2 separate regions of the Homo sapiens genome follow, and region 2 is linked to region 1. Evidence: read pairs that join two places in POLR2A ChIA-PET (ENCODE). Cell type or tissue: GM12878. All regions are shown on one strand. Each heading gives the region's core, and the rest is flanking DNA. Links, peaks and the distances in the headings are about the cores only. Region 1 overlaps PAN3 (poly(A) specific ribonuclease subunit PAN3). Region 2 overlaps FLT3 (fms related receptor tyrosine kinase 3).

Region 1 (8,335 bases), core at 120-8,119:
TTTATTTGAGGGTAATGATGTGTGCTTACACATACACAGAAAAAAATGACTAAATATGTCAAAATGTTAACAATTTTGGGTCATGTGGTTGGTTAAAAGGAAGATGTTTGGCCAGGCATGGTGGCTCACACCTGTAATCCCAGCACTTTGGGAGGCCAAGGCGGGCGGATCGCCTGAGGTAGGGAGTTTGAGACCAGCCTGACCAACATGGAAAAACCTCATCTCTGCTAAAAATACAAAATTAGCCAGGCATGGTGGCGCATGCCTGTAGTCCCAGCTACTCGGGAGGCTGAGGCAGGAGAATCACTTGAACCTGGGAGGCAGAGGTTGTGGTGAGCCAAGATCGCACCATTACACTCCAGCCTGGGCAACAAGAGCAAAACTCCATTTCAAAAAAAAATGAAAAAATAAATAAAGACATTCGTCATTTATCTTATGACTTTCTTTACAATGTAGTTATTTTCACAGTAATGATGATGATGATGATGATGACAGAGCAATCCATAAGGGGAGAGGTTCCTCCATTCCTTAAGGCATCTACTCTTCACATTTTCCTAATAAAATAGAATGGTTACTCCAAAATAGAGTACAATTCTAGAGTAAAATTGTTTTCTAATATAGCATTTTGATTTTAAATGCTTTTCACTTCAAAGGCTTTTATTATGTTTATTAATTTCAAATCCAATTTTCTCTTTTCACATTTTGTACAAGCCAATAGAACAATTATTGAACATGCCAAGAATTCAAATATCTATGGTCAATGTCTTGTCTTAATAGAATTTTTAAGTTCCTCGAAAGCAAGGTCCACTGCACATAAGCAAAATGAAATACTGGTAAAATTAATGAATATTAAACTATTGTCAGAGGACAATAAAACCATCTTATAAAGTTCCCACCTTTTAATAACACCTTATCATTAAGAAATAGAATTTGTCCCAATAAACACACAAATTTCTGGTAGTTATTTTCACTATATTAACACTGGTATATATATTCCTTTCAGATACACAACTTTGATAGAAGACGACTTATGCTCCCTAGCAGAGGAAACACCTGACTGGACTTAACCAAAACAAGGGTAGGTGGCAAGGGAGTGCTGATATAGCCAGTAATCAATGGTTAAAATTATTATTATTATTATTGTATTATTATTATTTTGAGATGGAGTTTTGCTCTGTCGCCCAGGCTAGAGTGCAGTGGTGTGATCTCAGCTCACTGCAAACTCTGCCTCCCAGGTTCATGTGACTCTCCAGCCTCAGCCTCCCAAGTAGCTGGGATTACAGCTGCCCGTCACCACGCCCAGCTAATTTTTGTATTTTTAGTAAAGATGGGGTTTCACCATCTTGGCCAGGCTGGTCTCAAACTCCTGACCTCATGATCCACCCGCCTCAGCCTCCCAAAGTGCTGGGATTACAGGCGTGAGCCACTGTGCCCGGCCTAAAATTATTATTTTTTAAAGTAAACATTCCACACACGCATATACTTACGTTTGACTTTTCTTGTTTTGGAAGGGAGAAAAGAGGAATAGATACTTGGAGTGCAGTTAGGAAAAAATCACTAACCAATGATACGTTATTCCATCCTATACAGATCATAAATATATTAATTTTTTTTAATTACCAAGAACAGGCACATATCCAACCTACTTCACCAGGTGTTCAAAGAGAAAAATACAGCCGGGCGCGGTGGCTCATGCCTGTAATCCCAACACTTTGGGAGGCCGAGGTGGGCAGATTACCTGAGCTCAGTTCATCTGAGACCAGCCTGGCCAACATGGTGAAACCCTGTCTCTACTAAAAATACAAGCATTAGCCAGGCGTGGTGGTGGGCACCTGTAAGACCAGCTACTTGGGAGGCTGAGGCAAGAGAATCACTTGAACCCGGGAGGCAGAGGTTGCAGTGAGCCAAGATTGCGCCACTGCACTTCAGCCTGGGCAACAAGAGCGAGACTCCATCTCAAAAAAAAAAAAAAAAAAAAAAAAGCAAACAAAAAAAAAATGAGAAAATGCATGTAGAATACTTTTAAATTTAAATTACTTAAGTGTAAGATATGTGAGTGACCTTAATTACCAAGAATATATCATCAAGAATTTTTCAGTCCTTCAATCCTTTATTTTTGCAAGCTACTTTAAGTAAATCCTACACTGTTTCCATGGACTAATAGTTTGCAATTCACTTTTTTTTTTTTTGAGACGGAGTCTCGCTCTGTCGCCCAGGCTGGAGTAGTGGCGTGATCTCGGCTCACTGCAAGTTCAACCTCCCGGGTTCATGCCATTCTCCTGCCTCAGCCTCCAGAGTAGCTGAGACTACAGGTGCCTGCCACCACACCCAAGTAATTTTTTGTATTTTTAATAGAGACGGGGTTTCACCATGTTAGCCAGGATGGTCTCCATCTCCTGACCTCATGATCTGCCCGCCTCAGCCTCCCAAAGTGGTGGGATTACAGGCGTGAGCCACCACATCCAGCCACAATACACTTCTTTTTTTTAAGAGAGTCTCGCTCTGTTGCCCAGGCTGGAATGCAGTGGCACGATCTCAGCTCACTGCAACCTCCGCCTCCCGGGTTCAAGCAATTCTCCTGCCTCAGCCTCCCAAGTAACTGGGATTACAGGCATGTGCCACCATGCCTGGCTAATTTTTGTATTTTTAGTATAGACAAAGTTTCACCATGTTGGCCAGGCTGGTCTCAAACTCCTGGCCTCAAGTGATCCACTCGCCTCAGCCTTCCAAACTGCTGGGATTATAGGCATGAGCCACTGTGCCCAGGCTGCAATTCCCTTTTCCATAAAAGCTCTATTGCCATCTGTATTAAAGGTTTATTATTACTTCCCTAATCTGGAACCAAAAACGCTCCAGAATCTGAAACTTTTTGAGTGCCAATGATGCTCAAAGGAAATGCTCACTGGAAGATTTTCAATTTTTGATTTTCAGGTTAGGGATGCTCAGCGAGTAGGTATAATGCAAATAATTCCCAAATCCAAAAATATTTGAAATCCAAAACACTTCTTGCCCCAGGTATTTCAAATAAGGTATACTCAACCTGTAGAACTATTACATCTCTGTGTGCTATGGTCTCAATGTGTCTCCCAAAATTGATATATTGAAACTTAATCCACAATGTGATATTACTGAAGTGGGACCTTTAGAAGGTGATTAAGTCACAAGGACAGAGTCCTCATGAATGGCATTAGTGCCTGTATGTAGAAAAGAGGTGTAAGGTGAGGCAAACTTTCAAGGGATAAACTAGGATATTTGACAGGATAAATCACTAAGCAAAGTGTTGAGGATGCTATATTGCTTCTCTTAATTGCTTATAGTAATATGTGAGAAATGAATTAAAGATTTGTTTGTTTGTTTTGTTTTTTGAAGCAGGGTCTCAGTCACCCAGGCTGGAGTGCGGTGGCGCAATCTAAGCTCACTGCAACCTCGGACTCCCGGGTTCAAGGAATCCTCTCACCTCAGGCCCCCAAATAGGTGGGACTACAGGAATGAGCCACCACACCCAGCTAATTTTTTTTTTTTTTTTTTTTTGTAGAGACAGGGTTTCACCATATTGCCCAGCCTGGTCTTGAACTCTGGAGCCCGAGTGATCCACCTGCTTCAGCCTCCCAAAGTGCTAGGATTACAGGCATGAGCCACCTCACCTGGCCTAAAGATCAAATTTACAATCAAAAGGGAAGCAGGACTTAAAAATTTGGGAAATTCTCAGCCTGGCTAGGTTGTAAAGATTAAAAATGGGTATTGGGCCGGGCGCAATGGCTCACACCTATAATCCCAACACTTTAGGAGGCCGACGTGGGCAGATCACCTGAGGTCAGGAGTTTGAGACCAACCCGGCCAACATGGTTGAAACCCCATCTCTACTAAAAATACAAACATCAGCCAGGCAGAGGCTGAGGCAGGAGAATCACTTGAACCCAGGAGGTGGAGGTTGCAGCTAGCTGAGATTGTGCCACTGCACTCTAGCCTGGGCAACAGAGACTCTGTCTCAAAATAAAAAACGGGGGTGTGGTATTGGAAGAGAGTACCACAAGCATGATCAAGCGACCTTTTGATAAGGAGATTGACCAGCCTGGGCAACATAGCGAGGCCTCATCTCTAAAAAAAAAAAAAAAAAAAAAATTAAGATAAAAAATAAAATAAAAAGGTAAAGAGATTCATATAGATAAAAGGAAGCAACTGATATTCATCAAGACAATGGAAGAATGAACCCAAAGACATTTCAGATTGCTTCAAGGCTGCTACTCCCTACCACAGGCCCACAATGGCAGAGCCTTGAGCACAAAACTGTTTTCTAGGGAGAGGCCCAGTTGCCCAGGGTTGCCTCACATCTCTGCTCCCTTTATTCCCAAGCAAGACTCCCTGACTACCCCCACTGTGGCTCAAGTGCAGCCAGGTGCAGCTCAGGCCTCCACTCTGGAGGGCAAAAGTGGGCACAAGGGGTAAACCTTGGTGATGCCTACATGGTGCTAACTCTTCAGGAGTGCAGTACACTCAGAGGCATGGCTATCCCCACCTAGATTTCAAAGGATTCCTCAGAAAGCCTCAGGGGCTAGACAGAGAACTGCCAAAGGGGCAGGCTGCAGCAGAGAGCTTTTACCAGGGTTATGTCTAGTGAAGTTGTGAAGGCAAGACTGCCCCCAGAGACCTCAGAACTGTGCAGCCACCAGCATCCAACACCAGCCTAGGAGAGCCAGAGGCACCAGACTCCAACCTGTGAGAGTTGCATTAAGGGTTGCCCCAGATAAAGCCATAAGGGCGTGGTTCCCTGAAGCCTTCAGGACCCACCCCCAGTCCCAGTGTGTCCAGAAGGCAAGAAAAGGAGTTAAACAAGATTATTCTCAGGCATCCAGATTTAATGTTGTTTGCCTTGCTGGGTTTTGGGCTTTCTTGGGATCTGCTATCCCTTTCTTCTTTCCAATTTCTCCCTTTCTGAATGGAAGTATCTATCCTGTGTCTGTCCTACCATCGTATTTTAGAAAAGCGTAACTTGTCTGATTTCACAGGCTCATAGCTGGAGAGCAATTTGCCTTAGGATGAATACCTTGAGTCTCATCCATACCTAATTTAGATGAGACTCTGGACTTTGGACTTTTGAATTGGTGCTGGAAGACTTTTGAGACTACTGGGATAGAATTAATGTTTTTTGCATGTGACAAAGACAAGGATTTAAGGGATCGGGGCAGAATGCAATGGTCTGAATGTCCCCCCGACCCCCTGCAAAATTCATGTGTTGAAACTTATCAATGTGATAGTATTGAGAATTGGGGCCTTTAGATGGTGATTAAGTCATGAGGGTGGACCATGCCATGATGCTAATGGAATTAGCACCCTTATGAAGCACAAGGAAACTGTTAGACCCTTCCACCATGTGAGCAGGTGGCAACAAGGCACCATCTTGAAGCATAGACAGCAGCCCTCATCAGACACCAAACCAACCCACCTTGGTTGGACTTGATCTTGGACTTCCCAGCCTCCAGAACTCTGAGAAATAAATTTCTGTTCTATAAAAATTACCCAGTCTCCAATATTTTGTTAAGAGCTGCAGAAATGAACTAAGACACTATAGAATAATAAGAAATTGAACAATCATTATAGATATGAATCTACATCTGAATAACAACTGTGGCAAGGTTGATATTCTTTTTATTTTATGGTTAAGCAAACTGATTCAGAGATTATAGCTTGCCCAAAGTCACAACACTAGTAAATGGTACACGTGGGACATAAAAGTGATCTTGCTACTATACTAAACAGTCTTTCAAATTTTTAAAAGAAATGGGGCCAGGCATGGTGGCTCATGTCTGTAATCCCAGCACTTTGGGGGAGGCTAAGGTGGTATTATCACTTGAGCCCAGGAATCCAGGACCACCCTGAGCAACATAGCAAGACCCCCATCTCTACAAAAAAAAAAAAAAAAAGGATATATAAGTATAAATCAAGAGACAAAATTTCAAACTTTGGACCAAAGGATCCTATACCTAATGAATCAGAACTTCGGCTGGGCACATTAGCTCACGCCTGTAATCCCAGCACTTTGGGAGGCCAAGGCAGGAGGATCACAAGGTCAGGAGTTCGAGACCAGCCTGACCAACATGGTGAAACCCCGTCTCTACTAAAAATACAAAAATTAGCCAGACGTGGTGATACATGCCTGTAGTCCCAGCTACTCGGGAGGCTGAGGCAGGAGAATCACTTGAACCTGAGAGGCAGAGGTTGCAGTGAGCTGAGATCGCGCCACTGCGCTCCAGCCTGGCAACAGAGTGAGATTCGGTCTAAAAAAAAATAAGAACTTCTCCATCTGTCAGCAGTTACCCCATGACTATTAACAGATAAATGTACACAATTATAACCTACTTTTTAAAAAAATCCAATCCTGCAGCTTAATTTTCTTCTTCAGACTTAACCCCTCTTAATGAATTGAGTCTAATTCTCCAAAAACATCATACTAGAGCAGTGTTACTCAAAAGGTCATCTATGGTCAAGAAACTTGGAAAATTCTGGGGGAAAATGAGTAAAAACAAGTAAACCCATTTCTTTACTGTACAACTTCCCAGGATGTGTGTATACAATGTGAACTGTGATCATCCAAAAAGAAGTCAGAGTACTTCCCAAATTTACTTGAGTAGGGAACCCTTTCTACATGGAACATCTTCAGAGACTAGAGTTCCATCATAGAAGACATTTTCCAAAAAGTACCCAGCTACAAGTGCCAAGTAGGGCATTACAGAGAAGATGCTGGCGATGCTCACGCTAAAGGATGAAATCCAAACTTCTTAGTTTGACATTAGCATATCCTCAACAATTTGTTCTCAACTATCATGCTAATACTTCTAAAAGGTGCTGAGTTTGAGTCTTGGTTCTGCCATTTACTGGCCACAAAGTCTTGGGCAAAATGCTTATAAGATGCAGATTATGCCATGAATTATAAAATGAAAATCATACCATCTACCAAGAAAACTTCAATTAAGAGTTATGAAAAACAATATCTTAAAGTTATTTTAAAAAACTGTATAACTCTATACAGTTATTAAAAATAACTGAATTGTACTTATAATAGGTGAATTTAATAGCATGTAAATTACATTTCAATAAAGGTTTTGGTTTGGTTTTGTTTTTGAGACAGCTCTGTTGCCCAGGCTGGAGTGCAGTGCCACAATCTCAACTCACTGCAATCTCTGCCTCCCAGGCTGAGGAAATCCTCCCACCTCAGCCTCCCAAGTAGCTGGGACTACAGGCGCACACCACTATGCCTGGCCAATAAAACTTTTCGTTTAATTAGTAGAGGAAAAGGGGGATTATTCAGTAAATGGACTTAAGACAACTGAGTATCCATCTAGGGAAAAAACTGAATACCTTACACCAATATTTACAAAAGATTAAAGATCATGGCGTAAAGTAATAAAAGTATACATCTACTGTAAGATCTTTACAAGAATCATATAACGATTGAACTTTCTCCTCCAGTTACAATGATATACTCATTATATGCTTAAAATCTCCCACACTTTACCATCTGGAGTATAATCAATTTCTAATATACATACTCAAGACTCAGGTATGATGAGAAAGAAAAAATACTTGGAGTTACACATTGAGTTTGGGTCCTACTTGTGCCATTTACATACTATATGAGCATGAGCAAGTAACTGTAAATTTCATTTCTTCATCTGAAAAAAGAGGTTAAATACCATCTCACTCATAGGGTTGTGGTGTGGAATCAAATGAAATAATCTATGTAAAGTGCCTAGTATGTTTTCTAACAGGTCATCATAAACATTATTTTTTAATTTGCCCTTCTCTAGAAAGTATTCCCCAATTATTCCAAGCTGTTAAAACCTTTACCTCTTAAGATACTATTTATATCACTCATTTGAGAAAAAAAAACTTCCTTTTGACTTTTTATTGCTGTCTTCAACTACAGTATTTAAGCCTTTACATTTTCAGGTATTTCTGTACTATCTACTAATGTAAATTATCTTATCTTTGTTTTGTTTTGAATTTATTTTTTATTATTTTTTGTAGAGACAGGGTCTCATTATGTTGCTGGTCTCGAACTCCTGGGCTTAGGAAATTGAGGCTGCAGTGAGCTGTCATCATACCACTGCACTACAGCCTGGGTGACAGAGCAAGATGCTGTCTCAAAAAAAAAACTTCCTGGGCTCAAGTGATCCTCCTGCATTGGCCTCCCACAGTGCTGAGTTTACAGGTGTAAGCCACTGCATTCGGCCTTAAATTATCTGTAACTACACTGTATGTATCTGTAATTATGCACACCTTTCACTTTTTGGTACTCCTTAATCTAATAGCACATTTTTGTTAGGTTTTTTTTTTT
Region 2 (8,335 bases), core at 282-8,281, 130 kb after region 1:
AGGTGTATTACCTCATTTAACTCTCATAATCCCATTTTATGAAATGTGGAAATTGAGGCTAAATTACTTGCCCAATCACAGAAGGCAAAGCCAACACCCTTTATTCCTTCTTTTTCTGAAATTGCCTTAAAAAAACACATAATTCCACCTCCAGAGATAACATTGCAGACTTTTTCTATGTAAGCACCATGATAGAAACATACAATATGGATCTTTGTATAAACATGAAATAAGGTACCATTTGTAATCTGATTTTTCACTTAAAATATATCATGAGTATCTTTCTATATTAATAAGTATGTTGTTATATCTACCTTATTGCTGTAATGGCTGCATAGTATTCCACTTTTCAGAAATTTTTATTTTAACTAACTCCTGTTGATGGGCATCAACTTTACTTTTTTTTCTTTCTCTTTCTTTGACATTTTTATTTATTATTATTATTATTATTATTATTATTATTATTATTATTATTTCGGATGGAGGCTTGCCCTCTCACCCATGCTGGAGTGCAATGGTGCGATCTCGGCTCACTGCATCCTCCACCTCAAGCGATTCTCCTGCCTCAGCCTCCCGAATAGCTGGGATTACAGGCGTGTGCCACCGTGCCCAGCTAATTTTTTGTATCTTTAGTAGAGATGGAGTTTCACCATGTTGGCCAGGCTGATCTCGAACTCCTTACCTCAAGTGATCCTCCTCCTTTGGCCTCCCAAAGTGTTGGGATTGCAGGCGTGAGCCATCGTTCCCAGCCAAGAAACCCCTTTTCTTAGTTTTAATGAGAACGCATCTTCTTAGACACCGAGGTATTGTTTTACTGTAAACTCAAATGTCCTGACCTCCGTCTCCTGCCGGCTGGCCATTTGTAGAAAACCCCTAGGCGAAAGAGGAAGCTTTGCATCTCCCAATCAGCCTAATTAGTTAGTCCCCTTGGAATTCCCATGGGGTCAGGACACGGTTGTCATTGCAGTTGTCATTGTTTCCAGGGTTAACTGTCATAAGCATGAGGAAAGGCAGTTTAAAGCCATTGGATATTCAGTTTTGTGTTCCTGCTATTTATGTGACCAATTTCATACTTGGAGTTTGTTCAGAAGAGTGAAAAATGTTTCAAGTGCTATCTCTTCTAAACCATGGCAAACCACACTCTATTAAGACAGCACAAAAGACTGAGGAAGAAAAATGTTTACGAAACATTTTGCTTTGGTCTGCCTCATGATAAGTAATTGTACTGGTCATTTCTTTTTCCACTGAATTGACTGGTGTCTCTGACATGCTCTCTGGTGAGCCACACTGGCTTCATTACCTCCTCTCTTCTCCTTTTTCAGGGTCTTTGGCCATTGTCCAGAGAGAATTACACTTTCTCTCTTAGAAGCTCACGTCTTTCTTCTCTTGGGCCACTTCCACGCCAGCCTCTTCCACACTGCCTTCCTGAGGTCGGGCACTGGCATGGAGCTCTGTTTCCTCTTCTCCTCCCTAGGGTTGTAATCTGGCTTTCCCCCAATCTTTCTATTGTTTCCACTTCACCAGTGATTTCCTCCTTGTTGTCCAGAAATAGGTCAGGATAAGAAATTCCCCTTTTTGACTTCTTCAGCCTTCTTGTTAACAAAGCAAAAGAAGGTTAAACACCTTATTCAATGCTCAGCATTTTTTTTTTTTTTTTTGAGTCCGGGTCTTGCTCTGCTGCCTAGGCTGGAGTATAGTGGCTCCAGCAATTCCCCTACCTCGGCCTCCCAAGTAGCTGGGACCACAGGTGTGTGCCATCGCACCCAGCTAATTAAAAAAAAAAATTCTGTAGAGACAAGGTCTTGCCATGTTGCCCAGGCCGATCTCAAACTCCTGGGCTCAAGTATTGCACCCTCCTCGGCCTCTCAGAGTGCTGGGATTACAGATGTGAACCCCTGCACGCACCCAAAGGTCAACTTTTAACTGCCTGAAACTTTTGATAGGTCAGAGAGATGAATTCTCTTGTTCACAATACACAGTCAGAATTACCTTGGCTTACGAGTTCAGGGCACAGAACATTGGTGTCACACAAACGTGGGCTCAAAAGCTGCAATTACGCAGTGGCGTTTTGTGGATTTTTTTTGTAGAGATGGGATCTCAGTAGATTGCCAAGGCTGGTCTCAAACTTCTGGCCTCAAGCAGTCCACCCATCTCAGCCTCCCAAAGTGTTGGGATTACAGGTGTGTTTTGAGTCTTGGGGACCAACTGGGATTCTCTTCTCCCCTTTATCTTCTGTATCCAATCTAGCCCCTGCCATTTCTTTTTTTCTGGTGCCTCTAGGGTTTGCTCTTTTCTCTCCTTTCCCATTCTCCTCCATTAAACAACGCTCCCCTTGTCATGCTCCGAAACCTCAAATCTGAACTTTTACTTCTCCTATCACAGAAACTTCCCACACTCCAACTGCTTATTACCCCTCTACCTTCACCACCAAATTGTAAATTCTGTGAGAACAGAAACCCAATTTTTTGAATTTGCTGTTGTGTCCTCAATTTCCGTCACAAACAGGTTCTAACATTGACAGTTGAATGAAGGAATGAATGAACGAGTTCTTGGATTGCTACAACTGCCTTTAAACTTCCAGTAAACTTTTGCTGCCATCAGCAGGTGCATATAAAACACTCTTCATAGGCCAAGCCACCCTGACTCATACCTGTTATCCCAGCACTTTGGGAGGCCGAGGTGGGGAGGATGGCTTGAGGGCAGGAGTTTGAGACCAGCCTGGGCAACATAGTGAGACCCCATCTGTACAGAAAAATTACATAAAATAAAATTAAGGCTAGGTGCAGTGGCTCATGCCTGTAATCCCAGCACTTTTGGAGGCCAAGGAGAGAGGATCACATGAGGTCAGGAATTCAAGACGAGTCTGGCCAACATGGTGAACCCTGTCTCTATGAAAAATATAAAAATTAGCTGGCTGTGGTGGCGTGTGCCTGTAATCCCAGCTACTTGGGAGGCTGAGGCAGGAGAATTGCTTGAACCCAGGAGGCAGAGGTTGCAGTGAGCCAAGATCACGCCACTGAACTCCAGCCTGGGCGACAGAGTGAGACTCCATCTCAAAAAAAAAAAAAAAAAAGTTTTATTGCAATGCTCAGGGCAGTAAGCATTGTTGTAGAAAATAAGTAATTTGTATTTTTAAAATGCGTAATTCATCCCGGCACTTTGGGAGGCTGAGGTGGGTGGATCACTAGGTCAAGAGATCAAGATCATCCTGGCCAACATGGTGAAACCCCATCTCTACTAAAAATACAAAAAATTAGCCGGGCGTGGTGGCGGGCACCTGTAATCTCAGCTACTCAGGAGGCTGAGGCAGGAGAATCGCTTGAACCTGGGAGGCAGAGGTTGCAATAAGCCGAGATAGTGCCACTGCACTCCAACCTGGGTGACAGAGTGAGACTCCATATCAATAAATAAATAAAGTAAGTAAATACAATACTGTTCATGATATTCTGCTCCCATGAGAGGCTTGCCGTTCCTCCTCACTGCAGCCCTATGACTTCCCGTCTGGCGCCTTCAGTCGCTGCTTTGTCTCCTCCTTGGATGCCTTTTCTTTTGTCCTCTCATCAAAACCAACTCATCCGTGAGGCTCCAGCTCGAGCTCTACCTCCTCTATGAAGGCCCCGAACCTTTCCCACCGACACAGACCTCTGCCTTCTTTGATCATCTGCTGGACTTCAGTTTAATGCTTTAATGATTCCACTTGTATGGGTCCTGTCTATCCACCCGGTTTAGGTATCTTTGAAGATAGGAGCTACCTACTTTTTAGGTCTTTTGCATCCTCCACACTCCTCATCTAAAGCTGCGTCCACTCTGACTCACCTTCCTAACCTGCCAGGCAGGGTCTTTTTGTTTTTTAAACTTTAAGTAGGCTAGGCTGGGCGCAGTGGCTCATGCATGTAATCCCAGCGCTTTGGGAGTCTGAGGCAGGCAGATCACAAGGTCAGGAGATCGAGACCATCCTGGCTAACACGGTGAACCCCTGTCTCTACTAAAAAATATAAAAAATTAGCCGGGCGTGGTGGCAGGAGCCTGTAGTCCCAGCTACTCCGGAGGCTGAGGCAGGAGAGTGGTGGGAACCCGGGAGGCAGAGCTTGCAGTGAGCCGAGATAGCGCCACTGCACTCCAGCCTGGGAGACAGAGCGAGACTCTGTCTCAAGAAAAAAAAAAAAAAACTTTCAGTAGGCTATGTGGAGGTCGAGTTAGATATCTTCGGTACAAGCCTTAGATTTCTTTTTCTGTTTTAAGGGAATTTTTTTCTTTTTCTCCAATTTTGTTACTGTGAGTGCACGAAGGCATATTCAACAACTCATTGCTGCCCTGCCTCTCCTGCACCATCCAACATCTCACTGCAGTATCCAGCAACCCACAGGCCTGCTGGGCGTGGTGGACAGTCCCCAAGATCAGGTTATCTGTGTCAAAATATTGAGTGGTTGATGAGTGCTCCAAGTAGGCACTAGAGCCTGCTGAGAGCACTCAGAGGTTTCTGCACAAGCTCAGTGGATTTGAGCCCTCATCGTTGTTCATTGCTATGTAAGTCAAGGGTTGGTCATAGGTCCTGCCTTGGACTGTCATTTCAGGAAGCAGGGCAGCTACAGCAGCAGTCCCCAACGTTTTTGGCACCAAGGATCCATTTTGTGGAAGACAATTTTTCCATAGATTGGGGGTAGGGGGATGGTTTCGGGATGAAACTGTTCTATCTCAGATCATCGGGGATTAGATTCTCTTAAGGAACGCACAACCTAGATCCCTGGCGTGTGCAATTCACAGTGGGGTTTCCGCTCCTGTGGGAATCTAATCCCTCTGCTGATCTGACAGGAAGCGGTAAAGCTCTCTTGCCTGCTGCTCACTTCCTGCTGTGTGGCCCCTTTCCTAATAGGCCATGGACAGTTACCAGTCTAGAGGCTGGGGGGCTGGGGACCTCTGAACTACAGGCTTCTCCACCTGCACAAGTTCTGAGAAGTTAGACTATCCAGAGCAAGAGGGGCAGGAACTTCCTGGTCTCACTGAGAATCTTCGGCCAATCCCAACTCCCAATGGGCATATGACTCACATGGTGATCATCTTAAAATGCAGATTCTGAGTCAGTGATTTGGAAGGGACCTGAAATCTTGCAATTGTAACAAGCTCCCAGATGATACCAATGGCGATGTTGATGCTGCCTGTCTGTGGACCACACTTTGAGTAGCAAGGGTCTACAATATGGACATTTCCTTTTCCAGTGAACTTTAGCAAGTGAGGAGCATTTCAAGGAAGACACCTCCCATGCACACTGTCATTAGTTGCAGCATCTCCTGTAGCAATTGGGCTAAATCTGTCTTTAATTCTTTTTCAAACAGCATATCCAAGTTTTGCAATCATAAGCACCAGCCAGGAGAATATATATTCCATGCAGAAAATGATGATGCCCAATTTACCAAAATGTTCACGCTGAATATAAGAAGTAAGTTAAATTGCCGAGAATTTGATTTTTATTTTTTAATTCCTTAATTTTTTATTAGTCTTAACTAGGAAAAGTTAAGTAATGGCTTAGAAGGGCTACTACAAAACTGTTTTTGTACGCTGAAGTGTTTTGAAACTTTACTCTCATATCTACTGGCATTGATCATATATCTTTTTATTTTTTATGTTATTTTGTTCTGTTTCATTTTTAAGACCAGGTCTCACTCTACCACGCAGGCTGGGGTGCCATGGCACAATCATAGATCCCTGTAGCTTCAAACTCCTGGGCTCAAGTGATCCTCCTAAGCCTCCCGAGTAGCTGGGACTACAGGCACGCGCCACCATGCTCAGCTAATTTTAAAACCATTTTTGTAGAGAGGGGGCCTCCCTTTGTTGCCCAGGTTGGTCTCAAACTCCTGGCCTTAAGGGATCCTCATACCTTGGCCTCCCAAAGTGCTAGGATTACAGGCGAGAGCCACTGCACCTGGCCATATATCTCTTTCTGTGTGTATCATCAGAAGCTGAAAGACTTATTTCACATTGTCTCTGAATATGAATTAGTGTTATGACTTTATTGATTTTAGTATTTTGAAAGGTCATGTTAAGGAAAGGCTGAAAGTCATTTTATCTCTCATTTATTTGTTTTTAATAATTTTCATTTCTTTGGCTTATAAAACAATGAGAAGTCCAACTTCTCCTGAAGCTAAGAATCATTTTAAGGCATGCAAACAGGTGGAGGTCTGTACCTCAGCTCTCTCCAGGGAGAGGCTGGCAATGGAAAAATGGTGTGTAGCAGAGAGGTTGCATGGCAAGGAGGTTGCATGGCAAGGAGGAAAGAAGAAATTACCAGAGGTCTGGAGGCATCCTAAATGAGAAATCCTCCCAGAAGCACAAACTGCCCTGGAGTAAATGGGTAGCCTGTACTGTAGGCAACTTTGAAACTATTTCCAGAAAGTACCATACTCCAAGAGCTTATTTTATTTTATTATTTTCAGAGACAGGGTCTTGCTGTGTTGCCCAGGCTGGTCTTGAACTCCTTGGCCCAAGTGATCCTCCCACCTTGGCTTCACAAAGTATTGGTATTATAGGAGTGAACCACTATGCCCAGCCAGTGAGCTTATTTCACACGTTCTTTTCTATAGGGAAACCTCAAGTGCTCGCAGAAGCATCGGCAAGTCAGGCGTCCTGTTTCTCGGATGGATACCCATTACCATCTTGGACCTGGAAGAAGTGTTCAGACAAGTCTCCCAAGTAATAAGGACATTGATGCCTCTTATAATGGAAGAACATAAAACTCTCTGACCTATTGACTCTTTCATGAATACAGTTTAAGAGGAAATGATGAAATATTTAAAATGCTAACCTTCTCAATCAACCATAACTCTCAATAGTCATAGACTGTTTCTGATAACTTATACTGGATGAATCTCTTTTAGAACTCGCTGCAGAAATCCTAACTTCCAATCTGATGACAGCTCACCTGTCTAAATTCTTTGCTATTTTTTTTTTCAGCTGCACAGAAGAGATCACAGAAGGAGTCTGGAATAGAAAGGCTAACAGAAAAGTGTTTGGACAGTGGGTGTCGAGCAGTACTCTAAACATGAGTGAAGCCATAAAAGGGTTCCTGGTCAAGTGCTGTGCATACAATTCCCTTGGCACATCTTGTGAGACGATCCTTTTAAACTCTCCAGGTACAACAGTTGTTCTTGTGATATTCCACCATCAGGAATTCCCCACTAGAAGTTAGTCCCCATCGCTGACTTTTACTTGGGGAATTTTACAGGAGAGTATAGGGTCAGTGTGTGAGAAAAGGTTTCTTGAGTCAGGCAAGAATCCCCAGAGAGACTGTTTCACAGGTTGGGGCGGAGTCCTCCCTGTGCCCTTGTGACTCATGTGTCACAGTGACCGGGAGAAGCAGAAACTCCCAGTGTGGTGAATCTCCATGGAAAGATCTAACTCTAGAGAAACAGATTTTGTCACTTGGAGTCTCTGTCATTTTCCCTTTTGATTAGCCTCCTTATTTGCCCTCAGCTTGCTGTTTTATAATTTTTGGTTTGCTTTTTAGAGCCCTCCTAAGTTAAACAGTTGTGAAACCTGGCTGCCCACCCTAGTAGTTAGGATCACCAACCTCACAAAACTGACTTCTCCACTTTCATGTGCGACCTTCATAAAAGGGATATGAACTTCTTTTTTCTCTGACTTGTACATCCTGTAGGTTTAAATCCATGCATTTTTTTTTTTGAGATGGAGACTCGCTCTGTCACCCAGGCTGCAGTGCAGTGGCGTGATCTTGGCTCACCTCTGCCAGGGTTCAAGCGATTCTCCTGCCTCAGCCTCCCGAGCAGCTGGGATTACAGGCACCTGCCACCACGCCCAGCTAATTTTTGAATTTTTTTAGAGACGGGATTTCACTGTGTTGCCTGGGCTGGTGTCTAATTCTTGGACTCAAGTGATCCTCCCATCTTGGCCTCCCAAAGTGCTGGGACTACAGGCGTGAGCCATCGTGCCTGGACCAGATGTAATTCTTGTAAATTTACCCTAGTAAATGGTTTTAAAGAATGGATTGAGAATAATCCGCAATTTTCTAGGGAGGAAATGTATCCTTTACAGGGACATTGCCTGATTGTCTGTGGGGAGTAGAGTATATGTAGAGTGGTTGTTAGGACTGAAAATGATTATTACTGAAACAGGATGTGAGAGATTATAATGAGTTGTCCACTATTTATAATGTCACACAGGAATTCTGTTTCATCGCTGAGTGACACTCTTTTGTTGCAGGCCCCTTCCCTTTCATCCAAGACAACATCTCATTCTATGCAACAATTGGTGTTTGTCTCCTCTTCATTGTCGTTTTAACCCTGCTAATTTGTCACAAGTACAAAAAGGTAAAAGCAAAGGT

The links. ChIA-PET counts read pairs that join two places held together with the same protein. Peaks named below come from ENCODE experiments on the same cell type or tissue, not always from the same donor. Only the 100,000 strongest peaks of a DNase experiment are listed, where the experiment ranks them.
Region 2: POLR2A ChIA-PET joins it to region 1 with 5 read pairs; 3 of 35 experiments call an interaction of 5 or more read pairs at or near these places.

Annotation. Positions count from the first base shown.
Region 1 is chr13:28,162,870-28,171,204 of GRCh38, reverse strand. The region is part of intron 1 of PAN3 (poly(A) specific ribonuclease subunit PAN3); the gene reads right to left. Among named protein-coding and RNA genes, the nearest start is that of PAN3-AS1, 28 kb to the right of the region's middle. In GM12878, for the core only: no CTCF peak of the experiment used is centred there; no DNase peak of the experiment used is centred there.
Region 2 is chr13:28,034,287-28,042,621 of GRCh38, reverse strand. FLT3 (fms related receptor tyrosine kinase 3) reads left to right here. Exons shown (of 24, transcript NM_004119.3): 10 at 5,334-5,437; 11 at 6,579-6,687; 12 at 6,949-7,127; 13 at 8,215-8,321. Among named protein-coding and RNA genes, the nearest start is that of URAD, 50 kb to the right of the region's middle. In GM12878, for the core only: no CTCF peak of the experiment used is centred there; DNase peaks (open chromatin) are centred at 5,043 and 7,281; H3K27ac peaks cover 648 bases.